Linked DNA regions of Homo sapiens: region 1 is linked to region 2. The links are chromatin loops, found by intact Hi-C in ENCODE. Cell type or tissue: MCF 10A. All regions are shown on one strand. Each heading gives the region's core, and the rest is flanking DNA. Links, peaks and the distances in the headings are about the cores only. Region 1 has its middle 9.8 kb from the start of RFPL4B. Region 2 has its middle 97 kb from the start of RFPL4B.

What was found. Hi-C counts contacts between places; a loop is a spot of excess contacts. Peaks named below come from ENCODE experiments on the same cell type or tissue, not always from the same donor. Only the 100,000 strongest peaks of a DNase experiment are listed, where the experiment ranks them.
Region 1: a loop joins it to region 2, with 2.2 times the contacts of the local background. A loop is called at or near these places in 2 of 110 quality-filtered maps.

The regions. Positions count from the first base shown.
Region 1 is chr6:112,333,383-112,341,729 of GRCh38, forward strand. No RefSeq gene overlaps it. Among named protein-coding and RNA genes, the nearest start is that of RFPL4B, 9.8 kb to the right of the region's middle. In MCF 10A, for the core only: a CTCF peak has its summit at 3,962 (motif pointing right); a DNase peak (open chromatin) is centred at 3,999.
Region 2 is chr6:112,440,335-112,448,681 of GRCh38, forward strand. No RefSeq gene overlaps it. Among named protein-coding and RNA genes, the nearest start is that of RFPL4B, 97 kb to the left of the region's middle. In MCF 10A, for the core only: no CTCF peak of the experiment used is centred there; a DNase peak (open chromatin) is centred at 3,517.

The DNA.
Region 1 (8,347 bases), core at 228-8,227, 110 kb before region 2:
GCCAGCCTGACCAACATGGTGAAACCCTATCTCTACCAAAAATACAAATATTAGCCAGGTGTGGTGGCGTGTGCCTGTAATCCCAGTTACTCAGGAAGCTGAGGCAGGATAATCACTTGAACCCAGGAGGCAGAGGTTTCAGTGAGCTGAGATTGTGCCACTGCACTCCAGCCTGGGCGACAGAGTGAGTTTCTGTCTCAAACAAACAAACAAACAAACAAAAAAACAAAGAAACCCTAAATATATATATATATAATATATATATACACACACACATATATATACACATATATACACATACACACACACACACATACACACACACACATATATATATACACACATATATATAAAGATCTTTGAGTCCGTCTGATTACTTCCACAGGATGGGAAAGGGTTAACTCACTTTCAAACCACTTGGATTAATAGTAACATTATTTGTATAATATAAAGCCAGCTTCAAATAAATATCAAGAGGTTAATTCTATTAAATAACTTCTAAATTTTGTTACTCAGTACAATCAGTAAATGGTAAATGAAGCAAGGAAAAATACTTTTTCTTGAGTAAATGTTAAGCAAATGGTGGTATACATATAAACCCCACTGGTGACTTCTGCCTCTTTTTAGTATTATCATTGTGATGATTTGAGTTGTGACTACATGCCAGAATGATAAGTGCTTTACAAATATTATCTCTAATCCTCACAGTACTATAAATTAGGCTCTATTTTCCCTAATTCACAGATGAGAAAACTAAGTTTCAGAGGTTAAATAACTTGTCTTGGATCACGCATCTAGGAAAAGCCTCCTGGAAACCAAATTTCACTATATGAGTTAATAAAATTCATGTCTGACGTTGACCTAATCAAGGAATCTAGTGGTAGTACATGCTTGACAAGTGATAGAGTAGGTTCCATGTAACACCAGAAAGTAGATGAGGTCTGACTTCAGCACTTTCAGCCTTTTGATAATGTTCAGTATAGGACTGGGCCACCATTCTTTTCCTCTTTCCTCCACAAGTCTTGTCTTAATGAAAATCACAATAACAGAGCTATATACCTCAGTGAACTTGTTTTGTTATTTCTCTTAGGGAGATCAGAAGTTTTAGCCTCCGTCTAATTGTTAATAAAATGTTTTAACTGTGTTATGAGGATTTCAGGTGTAAGTTAGTAAGAGACAGGTATATTTTGAAGGGCCTTCCTTTTGCACATGAAATTCACAAAGATACAAATTTGTGAATTTCATGTGCAAAATTGGCTGCATAGTCATCTGTGTATTAGTTATTCTGTAGATAATCATTCATTGAAGATATATTTATTGAGTACCTTCAGTATGTCAAGCCCTATTCTAGTTGCAAGATAGACTACATAATTTGCAGGTCTCAGTTCTAAATTAAAATATGGAGTTCCTTGTTCCAAAATTAAGAATTTTAAGACGGCGACAGCAGAGCATTAAACAAGGCATACAGCCCTTCTAAGCTCTTCTATGTAACTGTGTAGCTCACACATCCACGAAGCTGACCCTGGCTGGGTGCTCAGGATATAACGGTGAGTAGAAACTGTTTATCCCCTCATGTAATTCATAGTCTATTAAGGGAGACAGATTGTAAACCAATGATCACATTAAACAATTTGATTATTTGATAAAAATAAAAACACACTAGTAATTATATACCAAAATAATTACCCCAAAGGGAAAGAGTGAAGTTCCAGAAGACAGTTTGTCAAAGAAAGATATCTAGGTTTATGCTCAGAGAAAGCTTTCAGGAGAAGTAATGTTTAAAGGCTAGGGAGAAATAAACTAGATGATGAGGGGAGGGAGGTGACCTCCAGGACAAGAGAGTATTTTATCAGAACACGCTCAGGTACTGTGGGGCAGGGTGTAGCATGTCATAGAACTGAAGGAAGGATTGTGTATGGCGAATAAAGGGGGAGTGTGGTGGGAGCCCAGATCAAAGAGATAGACACACCCAGACACTGAGCAAAACCTGGCCTTGTAGGCTTGTGTAAGGATTTCAGTCTTTATCTCAGGGACAATGGGGATCCACTAAAGAGTTTTAACCAGGGGGCTCAGAGTAAAGGGTCTGAGGCTGAAAGGGGTACAGAGTGGATACAGAGCCACCATTTAGGAGGCTGCTGTGGCAGTTAGGCTAGAGATAATATTGGCTTAGCCTGGGATAATGGCCAAGGTGGTGGGAGATGTGGGGAGTTCTTTGGGCAGGCACATACAGAAAGGAAGGAAAAACAGAAGACTTGGAGAATTTCTGGATGAACTTGTATAAGCATGATGCTAGCAGAGGAAGTTTAAAATGAGAGCCCAAATCACAGTTTGCTTGGCCTTGCCCATCCTAGAAACTAATTAGAAAAATGAGATAAATAAATATTTTGAAGTATGAGAAAGAGCAAAACACTTTCCTCTTCTACAAACCCATCTCACTTTGAAGAGGAGAAAAATCAGTGATTTTGTTTAGTCCCTTGAGTAATGAGAGCTGTGGGTGGTCACAGTTAGAGGTCTGAAGCCTCCTCTAACTCTACAGGAGCTGGATTGTACTAAAATGTCAGATCAGTCTGGAGGGGAAATGAATCAGAACAGCTGAAATGCAGAATTTTTGCTGTGTTCTCCCTTACCTAAGGGACAGCCATGGCTTTGCAACCGTTAACTTTCCTTGAAAAGGAATTCAGACTGCCTCTGAAAGATCTGCAGAGCTGTGAAGGCTGAAAAGCAAGTTATTCTTGCAAAGGTCTTTAAGTAAAACTGGCTGCTAAAAAACAACAACAACAAAACTATTCTTCCCTTGACATAGTCAACTTAAAAAAATTGTAATGGAGCCTTCTTAGCTTTTAAATTGAGGAACAAGTGGGTAAGAACAAACCAGAATCAAATAGTAAAGCAGGAGTTCCTTCTTCCTTTTCTTTCAATGCCCTTGCTTTCTCCCCACTATGCTGCCACAACTCCTACATCTTTTTAGATGCTTTTGTTTTCCAGGGACTGAATTCTCACTTCCCTGCTCAAGGGATCATCTCAACTTGTTATTCTCCTTAGAGTAATTTTTACAAGAACATGTTTATCATATTAGGAACAAATGTGTTTGGAACTGGGGTGTTTTAAACTCTCTGTTAATGCACAATGCTTTTCGGCAGCTGGCTAACTCCTAGCAAACTTGGCCTTACAAGAGGTCACCAGAATTAGGTACTAGGACTATGTACCAACCATGTACTAGGCACAGCTTATAAATACCTATTAAAGTGAAACCCACCCAGTATTCAGTTAGCAGTATGGGTGATTTGGTGAATTAAATCCATAATGAAATCCTATCAAAATCTCTCCCTCCCCACTGATCTATCAGAATTGCTAAAGAGCTCAGCTAACAAGCCTGTGTGCGACAGTTCAGTGTTATGCACAATCTGCTTTCTTTGGTCTTACTGTTGCAGAGAAATGGCAGGAAGTTAGGTATAAGGATTAAAAATAGGAGCATATAGACCAAATGTAGGCTGTTGACCTTTAAAAAAACTGATGCCTAGTTACACTAGAAGAATGTTATACAAGTATTTCTTTTATAATTGAAACATCTGCATGAATGCTTTCTTTTCTTCCACATATACATAATTTAGACATCTTAATTACAGTTGTATGCTTTGGGGTTTGATTGTAAAAAAACCAGGATGTCTTTTTGTCTGTTCTCCCTGATGTCAAAAAATTGATTACAAATTTTATAAACTGGTTTTTCTCAGTGAGGAAATTTCTTGTCTAATTTTAGCACCCCCCAACCATTCCTAAAACCATCGTCCCATGGATCTCCATGAATCGAACTGCATACGTGCACATCTCTCATTTGCATCTTTTCCTGATATTCATAAAACCTCCCACAAGTGAAAGGAAGGAAAGTGATACTCATGGATTGGTTTCCTGCCCACCATCAAGGCCTGGGATCATAAATAAAGTCTGGGGCTCCACTTGCTGCAGAGACACAGTAGATGGCAGTGTGCAACACAGAAGTGTGAGATTCCCGACCGTCTCAGCCTTGGATGGGCAACTGACTGGGAGGAGGTTGAATCTCTGGGCACGGATGCTGTTTTTCCAGCCTAGTCAGAGAGAGAGGTTGTCTTCCTAGGAAATGCTTTTTCTGCATAAACTTGGTTTTGCTGATTCAGTCAACTGCAGTTATTTGGGCTACTTTGGCACCAAAGAATGTTAAGCTTCTTTAAGCCTGAAAAATGTCTGTACTTCAAAACTCTACTTAAATGCATAAAATAATCTTTCACTTATATGATATGCTTCACTTGTCACTTATATGAACCTCCTTGTGCTTCATATTTTATTAATTTTATTAAAACAAGATCACTATGGATAACCTACAGATAAGCACTCTGGACATTTCATAAGCACATGTTGGATACACCAGGACTTGGTGGTTTGACTTTTCAGCATCGTAGGTGGACTAATATGAGTACCCCCATATACTCTCAAAGACCATATTTAATTAGGTGACTGTGTTGGATATTTTAAATCATTTTTATATTTCTGCATTATATGTTCCCCAAAATTTAGTAGTAATTCCTCAATAGACTTAAAGTATATTTAAACTTTTTTTTATTATAGAAGGTACAGGCGACTGGGGTCATTTTGCTGAATATTAAAATTACTTTCTTAATATAATTACTTTCTTATTATAAGCAAATAAATCATTTCTAGTATGATACTTATTATTAAACATTAGCAAAGGAGACCTTACTCAGCACCAGTAACAGATATTTTTAAAAAGAGAATTTCCCGAGAGGAAGAGGTCTCAGAGGAAAGGAGATATGTCGTATACAAATCATGTACAGCACTTAATTACCTTGAGATTTATTCATTTCAATAGACACACACCCACACACATTTTCTCAAGCCTTCCCTCCTGGCTGGATTTGTGTCTTAGGATTAGGGGCTTTGCTCTGATCTCTGTTTTACAGTGTTTGGCCTGTGTAGACTTTCCTACTTGGACTAATGTGCTCAATTGTATTTATCTTTCCAGACCTCTTGTTCATTTAGATTTCAGAGTTCTGTCCAATTCCATGGTCTCTTGGAAGTCCCAGCTTTGGCTTTTCCTGGCCTGACTCATTCTGTTGGCACCCAAGGCTGGCCCAGTTAGGCTGAACCACTGGGCATTTTCAGAGTTGCCACCATTTGACTAGAAGTCTTGGAATTCCAAACTTGGGTTGTTGACTGCAGGGTTCTCCTTCCTCAGTGTCTGAGACACAGGCTTTTGGTGATTGCCTTTCCCCTTGCGTTAAATGCTGCTGTTTCTCAGGGCTCTGACTCTAGGCCCTTCTTTCTCACTCTGCACAGTTTTCCTGGGCCGTCTCAACCACTTTTCTGGTTCCCAGTTGCCATTCCACTTCCGTGCTGATCACTTCCAAGTCGTTGTTGGTAGCCTAGATCCCTTGCCTGACCTTCAGAACTGTAGGCCCTCACATCTACAGAGACACTGACATGTCTCACTGGCACTTCCGTAAGACCAACATTTCACGCTTTGTTTATCCCACATATTGTTCTTCCTGCTTATCCCACTGATGTCAGCATCCATATCTGTGTCTAGGCCAGAAATCTCATATTCATTCTTGATTTCTTTTTGTTCCTCCAAAGAATGACTAAGTCCTGTTGATTCTGGCTCCTAAATATATTGGGAAACTATTGAAATTTTTTTTTCACCAGTTTCTTCTGCTGTTTCCTTCTATCAGGCCACCATCATCTTTTACTTGGATCTCTGTGACAGCCTGCTGACTGATCTCCTTGACTTCAGCCTTGCTCCTTTGCAATCCATTTCCCATGCTGCAGCTGAATTATATCCCTTGAATGCTCATTTGACCATGTTTTTTCTTGCTTAAAAAAACCAAAAAACTCTTCTATGGCTTACTTCCCTTGCTCTGACTCCTTCTTCTCAGCCATTAGGCCTCCACCTAGTCCACCTAGATTCCATTTTCTCTCTCTCTCTCTTTTTTGTTTTCTGAGACAGAGTCTTGCTCTGTCTTGAGTGCAGTGGCCTGATCTTGATTCACTGCAACCTCCGTCTCCCAGGTTCAAGCGATTCTTCTGCCTCAGCCTCCTGAGTAGCTGGGACTACAGGCGTGCGCCACCATGCCTGCTTAATTTTTGTATTTTTAGTAGAGACAGGGTTTCAACATGTTAGCCAGGCTGGTCTCAAACTCCTGACCTCAGGCAATCCACCTGCCTCGGCCTCCCAAAGTGCTGGAATTACAGGCGTGAGCCACCGTACCCAGCTGATTCCATTTTCTCCTAATACCTATCCTGATCCTTTCAAGCTTGTGCAAAGCACTCTTTCATCTGCTCTATAGCACGATGTGCTTTCCCTACCATAACATTTACAGAACATGTTACATTTGCTAGTTTACTTGTCTCTAACCCTCACTAGTCTGCAAGTTCAGGAACTATACTTAGCTTGCTCATCTATTTTATATCTATAACTTAGGAAATTACCCCAAATATTGTAGGGACATGGGATACAGGGGTATAGTAGTGTATTATTTGTGGTAAGAATACATGAAGAAATAAACTCATTGCAAATTATCAATGCATAATACTTGTTGGTCACTTCCCGTAGGACGGTTATGGTAATGGGTAATTGGAATTGTGTTAGGGTGGGAGGAAGGCTTGTTTAGAAAAGTAAAGCTATAGCAATTATCTTGAATCCATTCATGTAGGATAGGTTCATTAACACTGGTTTGGAAGGTCTTTGATGATTTTTTTTTTTTTTTTTTTTTTGAGACGGAGTCTCGCTCTGTCGCCCAGGCTGGAGTGCAGTGGCGCGATCTCGGCTCACTGCAAGCTCCGCCTCCCGGGTGCACGCCATTCTCCTGCCTCAGCCTCCCGAGTAGCTGGGACTACAGGCGCCCGTTACCACGCCCGGCTAATTTTTTTTTATATTTTTAGTAGAGACGGGGTTTCACCGTGTCAGCCAGGATGGTCTCGATCTCCTGACCTCGTGATCCGCCCGCCTCGGCCTCCCAAAGTGCTGGGATTACAGGCGTGAGCCACCGCGCCCGGCCGGTCTTTGATGATTTTAAGAAATAAACGTAACTTGTATGGAGGTTCTGGAAAGAGAATGTCTGAAACAAGTCAAAATACATTCTCCTTTTTTATATATATGTAGATGTGATTAAAAAGGTATATATGTAAGCAGCAGTCCACTGCAACATACTATAGACAGTCTTGTCTACTTCACAACATTATTTCCCTTCTCACGTACTGGTCTTATCTCCCTTCATCATGCTATAACACAAAGGACATCGGCTGTGCCATTCCATGATTTTTTTCTGGAAGGGATCCTAGTACTTAACGGAGTACCTCAAAGATAGTAGACGCTCAATAGATGTTCATGTGCTCTTGGGTGTTGCTGGCTTTCCTGGTAACTTCTGAAGAAGAATATTTATTTTGATTAGTTTATTTTGCCTAACGTCCTGACAATGGGCAACATGCTACTAAGATCATGTGTTGTGTTTAGATGACAGTTAATTGAAAGATTTCACTGCATAATTGAAAGATTTGACTCTCTCTACTGAGTTCACAGGACTGTGCTGACTCTGCTAATTAGTTATTATCTTTTCTTGTTTTGCAATAATACCATGCTAGGGAACCCACTAATAGAATTTTTTAAAAGCTGAAGAGCTAGTCAGACAGCCAAGTACTGACAAGGACATTTAAAAGTATAGCAAAAGATCAGGCACAGTGGCTCATCGTGCTGTAATCCCAGCACTTTGGGAGGCCAAGGCAGGCAGATTACTTGACGTCAGGAGTTTGAGACCAGCCCGGCCAACATGGGGAAACCCTGTCTCTACTAAAAATACAGATATTAGCTGGGTGTGGTGGCACGTGCCTGTAGTCCCAGCTATTTTGGAGGCTGAAGCAGGAGAATCACTTGAACCTGAGAGGCAGTGGTGGCAGTGAGCCGAGATTGCGCCACTGCACTCCAGCCTGGGTGACAGAGTGAGACTCTGTCTCAAAAAAAAAATTAATAATAATAGTATGGTAGTTCTAATGAATCATATCTGTCTCTTCAGTTAGGATGTAAACTATCAGTAAAATATAAGATATGAACCAGGCATGGTGGCTCATGCCTATAATCCCAGTACCTGGAGAAGCTGAGGTGAGAGGATTGCTTGAGCCTAGGAGTTTGAGACCAGCCTGGGTAAGACTCTGTCTCCACAGAAAATAAGTAAAAACTAGCTGGGTGTGGTGGCACACAACTGTGGTCCCAGCTACTTGGGAGGCTGAGGTGGGGGATCTCTTGAGCCCGGGTGATCGAGGCTGCAGTGAGCTGAGATTGCACCACTGCACTCCAGCCTGGGCA
Region 2 (8,347 bases), core at 303-8,302:
TATGGTCTCTCCCAGCCTGTATGATCACTCGTTCCCCAGCTAAAGTGATTTGAAAAAGAACTAGAATCCACTCTGCTGCTTTCTCCCACAATGCTCAGATTCTAAAGGGTTCTCAAATAAGAATAGGCAAAGCAGTGTCCTTTTAACTCAGAATACCTACGGATTCAGACTTGGGTTCTTTCAATTATTGACTTGGGATCTTTCCAAATCTGAATCATCCTATAGATAAGGCTCCTTCATTGTGACATGGTAAATTATCTTATAATTAAAAACTAAGTCGTAGGCCAGGTGTGATGGCTTATGCCTCTAATCTCAACACTTTCAGACACCAAGGTGGAGGATGGCTTGAGCCCAGGAGTGCAAGACCACCCTGGGCAACACAGTGAGACCCCATCTCTAAAAAAAAAAAATTAAAAATTAGTCAGGTGTAGTGGTGGGTGCCTGTGGTACTAGCTAATCTAGAGGCTGAAGTGGGAGGATTGCTTGAGCCCAGAAGTTCAAGGCTGCAGTGAGCTGTGATTGCACCACTGCACTCCAGCCTAGGCAAGAGAACAAGATCCTGTTTCATAAGAAAAAACAAAAAAACTAAGCTTTTATCTTAGAAACATTTTAAAGAAACTACAGTCAAAACTGGCATACCAGTACACTATAAACCACCATTTAAAATTTTGGCATTTTAACTTTGAGAATGTGACATTGGTTACTTGAAATTTGAATGTTAGGACATAAATCTTGGAAATATTTGGGCTTAGTTAAAGAGCAATCTCAACTTATAAAATGTTATCACCATGAGCTTTTTGGTAGATGTTAAAAATCCTTTAAGAAATCGCTTGAGTTTAATGAAGATACATTTTTTAATTGAAAATTTGAAAAAATGCCCCTTGCTTGAATGAGTAGAGTTGATGATGCTCAGGTTGCAAAGTTAGGGAAATGTGGTCAAGGGAGTCACCTACCTGCTCAAATCCTTCTTATGGTAAAAACTGAGTGTAGGGAATTACCATTATTTATTCTCATCCCATCTCTTTCCCTCAGTAGAAAGAAAAATTGTTGATTAAATTTTATATTTATTACCCAAGCCATATTTAAATTATTATATTATATTAAGTTACAATACATAACTTAAGTGGAAATATCAGAAGGCTTATTTGTTTTGAAAGGGATTAGCAAAATATTTGGAAATTTCTATTGTATTATTCACTCTTTGAATAATGCTGGTATCTGTGATTTGATTGAAAGGAATGTTTTCAATTATGATTGAAACACCTAAAGTCAGCAAAGCTGGATGAAATTGTGCCTTTATTACACCTTGATGTTATATTTCTACTGGAAGGGTAGACAAGCAATTGACATACAAATAATTGAATATTCATTTGCTGTTCACACCAACCTGAAGCCTGATTACTTGCTAGAGAGCTGCCTTTCACTTCCTCAAACCATTTTCCAGCACCTTTTGATTTCAGAATTGGCCCAAATGCAAGGAACCAAAAGTACAGAATGTACTGCCAGAAAATTTCTTTGCGTTTCTGCTACTGGAAGCCAATAGGCTTAAAACAAATATTCTAAGGGAAATTGTAAAGGACATACCACATATGTTTATACATGATATAAAATAAAGCCACATACTATTATTAAATCTTAGAGTGACACTTTCTCCTAATATTACCTGGTTTCAAACTGGCCAATTAACAATTAGCTATTCACAAAACTGCCCAATTACTAACATCACTTAGGTGGTATTAAAAAATACACAGGTCAGGTCTTTGAGTAAGTCCTCCTTACTTCCTTCTTAAGAGTTTCTAATTCAGTAGCATTGGACAGTGTCCCAGGAAGTTTTTAAAAAGATCTCTGGGTGGTTCTGAAGATAGACCACATTTCAGATCTTCTCACTTTAACCACCTATTAGCCAGGTACCTCAGCTCCTTTGGAGATGGAGTGAATAAAGTGAATCTTCCACTTGCATACCAAATACTAGAGTGCACTGCTTTAAGACTAATCTCTGGTATTTGCAATTATATATGCAAATACCAACATAGATGAAAGAAGAACCTAAACAATTATAGTAACGGGAAATCCATTCCTGAAGCTGTTGACTTCAATCTTAGAAATGGCTGGAAATTTCTTCCTAGAGGGATCAAATTTAGGTATAAAAATTGAAAGTTGTCCCTCAGTGGAATGAAAGTGTCCTGGGAGACCAAATGCTAGAATTTTAACACAGTATCTTTTATTTCCTTATGAAATTCTATTTTCTTATTACAAAAGTAAAACTTAGAAAATAGAAAAAATATTTTTAGAATTAGAAAATAAATGAAGGTACAGTGTTTGAGTGACTTTGCAACTACCACAAGGAAGCAGAATTCTAGCCCTGCTGCAGAGCTGTTGCTCTCAACAGCCATGGAGGGCCTACTGGGAGGATGAGTAGACAGGTTGTGGATGTGAACTTGCAATTTCCTAAACCTCCCCTCTGCTCCTGCATTTCTGTTTTAACATAAATATTTAGGTGGTAGAAAATTAATTAGGAAATCTTTAGGTTAGTTGGAGACATGCTGTGGTACTACAAAAATAGCTTAGGAACCATAGATCTCAATTTACCTATCAGGCTGAGTTTTTGCCTCAGCTTTTTATTCTTTAAACATTACCAAAGGGAAAAGAGAGAATTTTACAAATAACTAGAAACTTTTACCTGTGATGCATTTTATTTTCCTTTCCTTGGTAAAATAATTCTGATTTTTTTCTTTAGATCTGAAAACTCCCCTAAATGACCACTGTAAATTTCTGCAAATTTCCAGATATAAGCAAACATCCCAAGAAAATATCTTATTTTTTTCAGACTAATTTAACAATTGGATACCGGTTTCTTATAAACAGTCACTTTTAACTCAGGCTGTGAATTCAGAAAAGAAAAATATGAGCCCTCTCAACAGGGTTTGCTATTTTAGGAGTCTTCTAAGCTTCTGTGCTCTGTCATGCTTAGCTAACACAAAGCTCTCTCCCCGGGAAATCAGCCATCTTAATTGCTCAAGCTTTCATTGAAGAATATTGAAAGTGACCAGAGCCCAGAGGGTCAGAGTCGTAATGATGAATATTTATTACTATTCTTATGTCCTCATTGATTAGTGACACACAGAATCATCTCTATGTTTTTAGTATCATGTAATCTGCATCGAATCACTTTCTCTGGAAACCTTGACCCCGTTTCTGTTAAATCACATGTACACTATTAAATGATTTACAAGCTGCCCAGTTTAGCTTCATCTTTTACATCTCTCTAGTGATTGCATTTCTATTTTTTTAACAACAAACTTCTCATAGGTCAAAGAAAGCCTCACCTCAAAGAGGTGAAACTCCCTTTTCCTTCTCATTCAGTTTGATGAAACAGGATTGGAACTCACTGTTTCTGAACTATCATTCTCAGTGCTAGGTAATATGGCAGCCCAGTGCTGCTGAGTGATGGAAACCTCCAGGCTGACATCTGGTGTTGGATCATTTTAGACACAAAGGAAATCCACTTATTCTGAGGCTGCTGTGGAGGCAGCCGGCCAGCAGTTAAGCAACAGCATAAAGATCATGCTTGCCCAACTTTGAAATTCTAAAAAAATGAAAAGAAAAAAAAAAAAAGGAAAGGAAAGAAAAGCATCTGTCCAGCATCTGTTGTTAGAAACTTTCTCCCTGTTATGAACCTCAGGATGTCTGTTTCTAGAAATGTCAGTTCACCAGGTAACATTGCTAAGACCAATATAATGTAGGATACTGATAATGTGGGGAAATGAAGTAATAAAAACAGGAATCCTGTCTCTGTTAAGGTAAAATCCTATCTAAGATACAGAGATCCAGTTGTGTTTTAGGGTACATATCAAGACATCTAGACTAATAAGCCCTCTGTTTAGTTTCAGATTTCTTCCAAATAGTCTTTTTATATCCTCAATAACTAGTTTTTCCCATTCCCAGTACCCCTTGCATAGTTTTTCATATATAGGGGATATTCAGTCAATCATTTTTGAAAGACACTCAATCTGTTAAAGTTTGTCAGATAATTTAAAAAAGCTTTAGGGTGGGTGCAGTGGCTCACTCCTGTAATCCCAGCATTTTGGGAGCCTGAGGTGGGAGGATTGCTTGAGCCCAGGAGTTTGAGAGCAACCTGGGATTGCCTTTATGAAAAAAAAAATTAGCCGGCTGTGTTGGCACATGCCTGTAGTCCCAGCTACTTAGGAGGCTGAGGTGGGAGGATCAGGGAGGTCGAGGCTGCAGTGAGCCATGATTATGCCACTGCAATCCAGCCTGGGTGACAGAGTGAGAGTGAGACCGTATCCCCCCACTCCCCCAAAAAAGAGCTTTGATCTGTTAGATTTCTTTTGTTTTTTTCTTATGAAAAATTTCCAACAATCTGCAGTTTCTATTGAATTTGGAAAAAACTTTGGTTTGCTTTATTTATTTATTTAGAGATAGAGTCTCTCTCTGTCACTCAGGCTGGAGTACAGTGGCGCAATCTGGGCTCACTACAACCTCTGCCTCCCGGGTTTAAGTGATTCTTCTGCCTCAGCTTCCCAAGTAGCTGGGACTACAGGCACATGCCACCACACCTAGCTAATTTGTGTATTTTGAGTAGAGACAGAGTTTTAAACATATTGGCCAGGCTGGTCTCGAACTCCTGACTTCAAGTGATCCACCCGCCTAGGCTTCCCAAAGTGGTGGGATTACAGGCATGAGCCACATGCCCGGCCTGGTTTGCTTTCATGTATTTTATGATGAAATATTTCAAACATAAAAGAAGATAGACAATAATATAATAAACACCCACATACCCATGAACAATCATTAAAAAGAAATAAACTTTGTCCCATGTTGTTTGTTTCAGATATCTTTTTAAAAAGAAGCAGAATATCGCAGATAGAGTTGAAGCTCCTAACACTCCAGGAATCTGTTCTCTTTTCTTTCCTCCCTTTCTCAGAGGGTGCTGCTACTTAGAGTTCGATGCATGTCACGCTCATGCATGGCTCATCAGTACATACTTACACCTTTTACTGTATAAGTTGCATATATTTTATTATTTCATTTACTATATAAGCAATACATATTTTACTATGTATATATTTACTTACAAGATAGTTGGCAACACACTGTATTTACAATTTTCAAATTTTCTCTTTTTACTTAATATTATATTTTTGAGATTTACTGTCTATTCATCTAGCTTCTCCAACTTTGGAAAAGAAAGTTTTTTTGTTTTTAATAATTTTCAATTTATTATGAACCAATGTCTTATTAAAATGTAATAAAATAAATTATTAGAAACGTAATAAAACACATCAAACTTTTTTATTATTTCATTTAACAGATAAAAATTATTCCAAGTTGCTATAAAAGTTTCTAAATATTTCCTCTCAATTTTAGTTCTCATCTTGACATAGATTGATAACAAATGACTTATGAACTGACACTGATCCACAGAACATGCTTTGAGTATAATAGGTGTATATAATCTACTTTCACCACTGTACATTAGTTTATGGTCTGTAATTGTACCATTTATTTATTAACTACTCTTTTAGTAAGTGCTTATTTCTAGTTTTTTGCTATCCCTAACAGTGCTCCAATGAATATTGTGACCTAGTATATGGCTCCTTGTGCCTAAGTCCCAGAATGCAATTGTTTAGTCAAAAGATATTATTGCCTTCTTCCTCAGTGGTCTTAATACATTTTGCTTGCATTGTCCTAAAATAATTTTGAAAACCTAAATAAACTCTCACACATCTAAATATATATATATACACACATATTAATAAATGTTACATGATACCATTATATATAAATATATGTGTGTAATTTTAGAAATGTGTGTATTCACACGCTAGTATACACACATGCATTTTCTAGCTGTGATCCCTGAGAGAGTCTAATAGCAATGACATACCAGAAAAAACAAATGCACCAAGCATGTGGATCTTGATTTCTATTACCATTTTCCAATAAAAGGAAGCAGGGCTTTTTGGAAAAATGGCTGATTCTAGAACTGAGTCACGGAAAATACAAGAATGGCCTAGAGAACTTGAAGGGTCAGAAAGTAAGAAAGTGCTTTGAAGACAAAATGATGAGGGTCAAAGTGACACAGGAGTCAACTTGAAAAGCTCCCAATGGGCAAGGCTGGGACAATTTGAGCAACAAAATAAATAATGTAGTATTGGATTATAACCCAACATATAAAATGAATACCCATGAATTCATAGGAATAGAAATACATAATCAAACAAATAAATAAATAAATGAGGAAGAGACAAATGTCCCATATCGAAGAATTTCAAATAATTATATATAAATATAACTCCTTCTGGGAGCAGAATGCAGCTCCTGGACCCCTTAAGTGAGGGCTGTGCATCGTGACTTCCTTCCAAAGAGTACAATATGGATTGGGGTGGGGAAGTCAGGAAGAGCAACTTTACCCTAGAGAGATCTGACGAACACGACCGCAATTGGGCTATCAAGGTGAATATCCTCTGTGATGTCATGTTGATAGAATGTATCTTTGATATGATGTTATGATAAGGACAGTTTATCTTTGTGATCTTCCTTCACAAAATGCACGACCACAGTGTAACCATGAGAAAAACATGTAGAAAAACCCCATGTGAGGGACATTGTACAAAATGTCTGGCCCGTAAGCCTCAAAACTGTCAAGGTAAAAACAAACAACAATAACAACAACAACAACAACCAAAGAACAAGGAAAGATTGACAAACTGTCACAGTCTAGAGGAGCCTAAGAAGACATGGTGACTAAATGTAATGTGGTAACCTGGATGGGATCTGGGAATAGGAAAATATATGAGGTACAAACTGAGGAAATCCAAATAAAGTATGGAATTTAGTAATAATCATTTATTAATATTAGTTTATTCATTCTGACTATAGTAATGTAAGATGTTAACGATAGGAGAAACAAGGTGCAGGGAATATGAAACTCTCCATGCTGTCTGTAAATCTAAAATTATTCTGAAACAAAATGTTTATTTTTATAAAAAGGCAATTGAGAAAATGAAATAGAACAAGGAACATAAACATTTACATAAATACTTGTACCCACAAAATAAAATAAATGACCATACATGTAAAAGGTTATTTTGGGATTTTCAATTCTGATCCACGATTTAGATGTCTCCTTACACAATACCTCTCTAACTTAATTTCTGTAGTTTTGTAGTACATCTTGAAATCAGGTAGTGCAAATCTTTCAACTCTTATTTTTCAAAGCTTTTTTGGTATTCTGGGTCCATTGCTTTATCATTTATTGTTGAAATACCTTGTCAATTTCTATTAAGAAAGACTGCAGAAATTTTAATAGACATTAGATTAAATAAATACATACATTAACCTAGGGAGAACTGACCTCTTAAGATATTGTCTTAGAGTCTATGAATAGATAATAGCTTTTCATTTTGTTAGAGGTATTTAATTTCTCTCAGCAATCCTTTGTAGGTTTTTGTGTACCAGTATTTCATTTCTTCTGTTAAATTTTTTCATAAGTATAGTATTTCTTTTCGATGCTATTTTGAATAAAATTGTTTTCTTAATTTCAAGTTTTGATTATTGCTAGTATTAAAAATACCATTGATTTCTCAATTTTGGTTTGTATCCTGCAACCTTTCAAAGATGTTTACTAATTGTAGGTTTCTTTCCTTTTTATGTTTTCTTAAGATTTTCTACACACAAGATCATGTTGTCTGCAAATAAAAACAGCTTTATTTCTTTTTATCCAATCCATATCCCTTTAGTTTATGTTTATGGCCTGATAGCATTGTCTGAAACCCCTGGCACAGAATTGAATAGAAGCAATGAGAGCAAACATCTTGGCTTTGTTTCTGGTCTAATTGTGAAAGCATTCAGTCTTTCACTATTAAATAGGTTGTTAGTCCTAGAGTTTTTAAAGAGTTCCTTTATAAAGTTGAAGTTGTCTTCTATTCACTGTTTGTTTAAAGTATTTTTTAAAATCATAAGTGGATGCTGGAATTTCCTCAAATGCTTTTCTGAGTCTATTGAGGTGGCCATGTGGTTTTTGCCATCTATTCTATTGATATTATGTATTATACTGTTTGATTTTTGGATGTTAAACAAACTTTGTATCTTCACATCCAAGTGGGTAAATCCTACTTGCCATGATGTATAATCCTTCTGACCTGTTAACAAGATTTGGTATTGCTAATATTTTGTTAAGGATTTTTGTATTTGTATTCATTAATCCTAAATGAATTGGTCTACAGTTGTTTCTCATTTGATGTCTTTGTCTGGCTTTGGTATCAGAGTAATGCTAACTTCATAGAATAAATCAGAAAGTGTTTCTTCCTCCTTTACTTTCTGA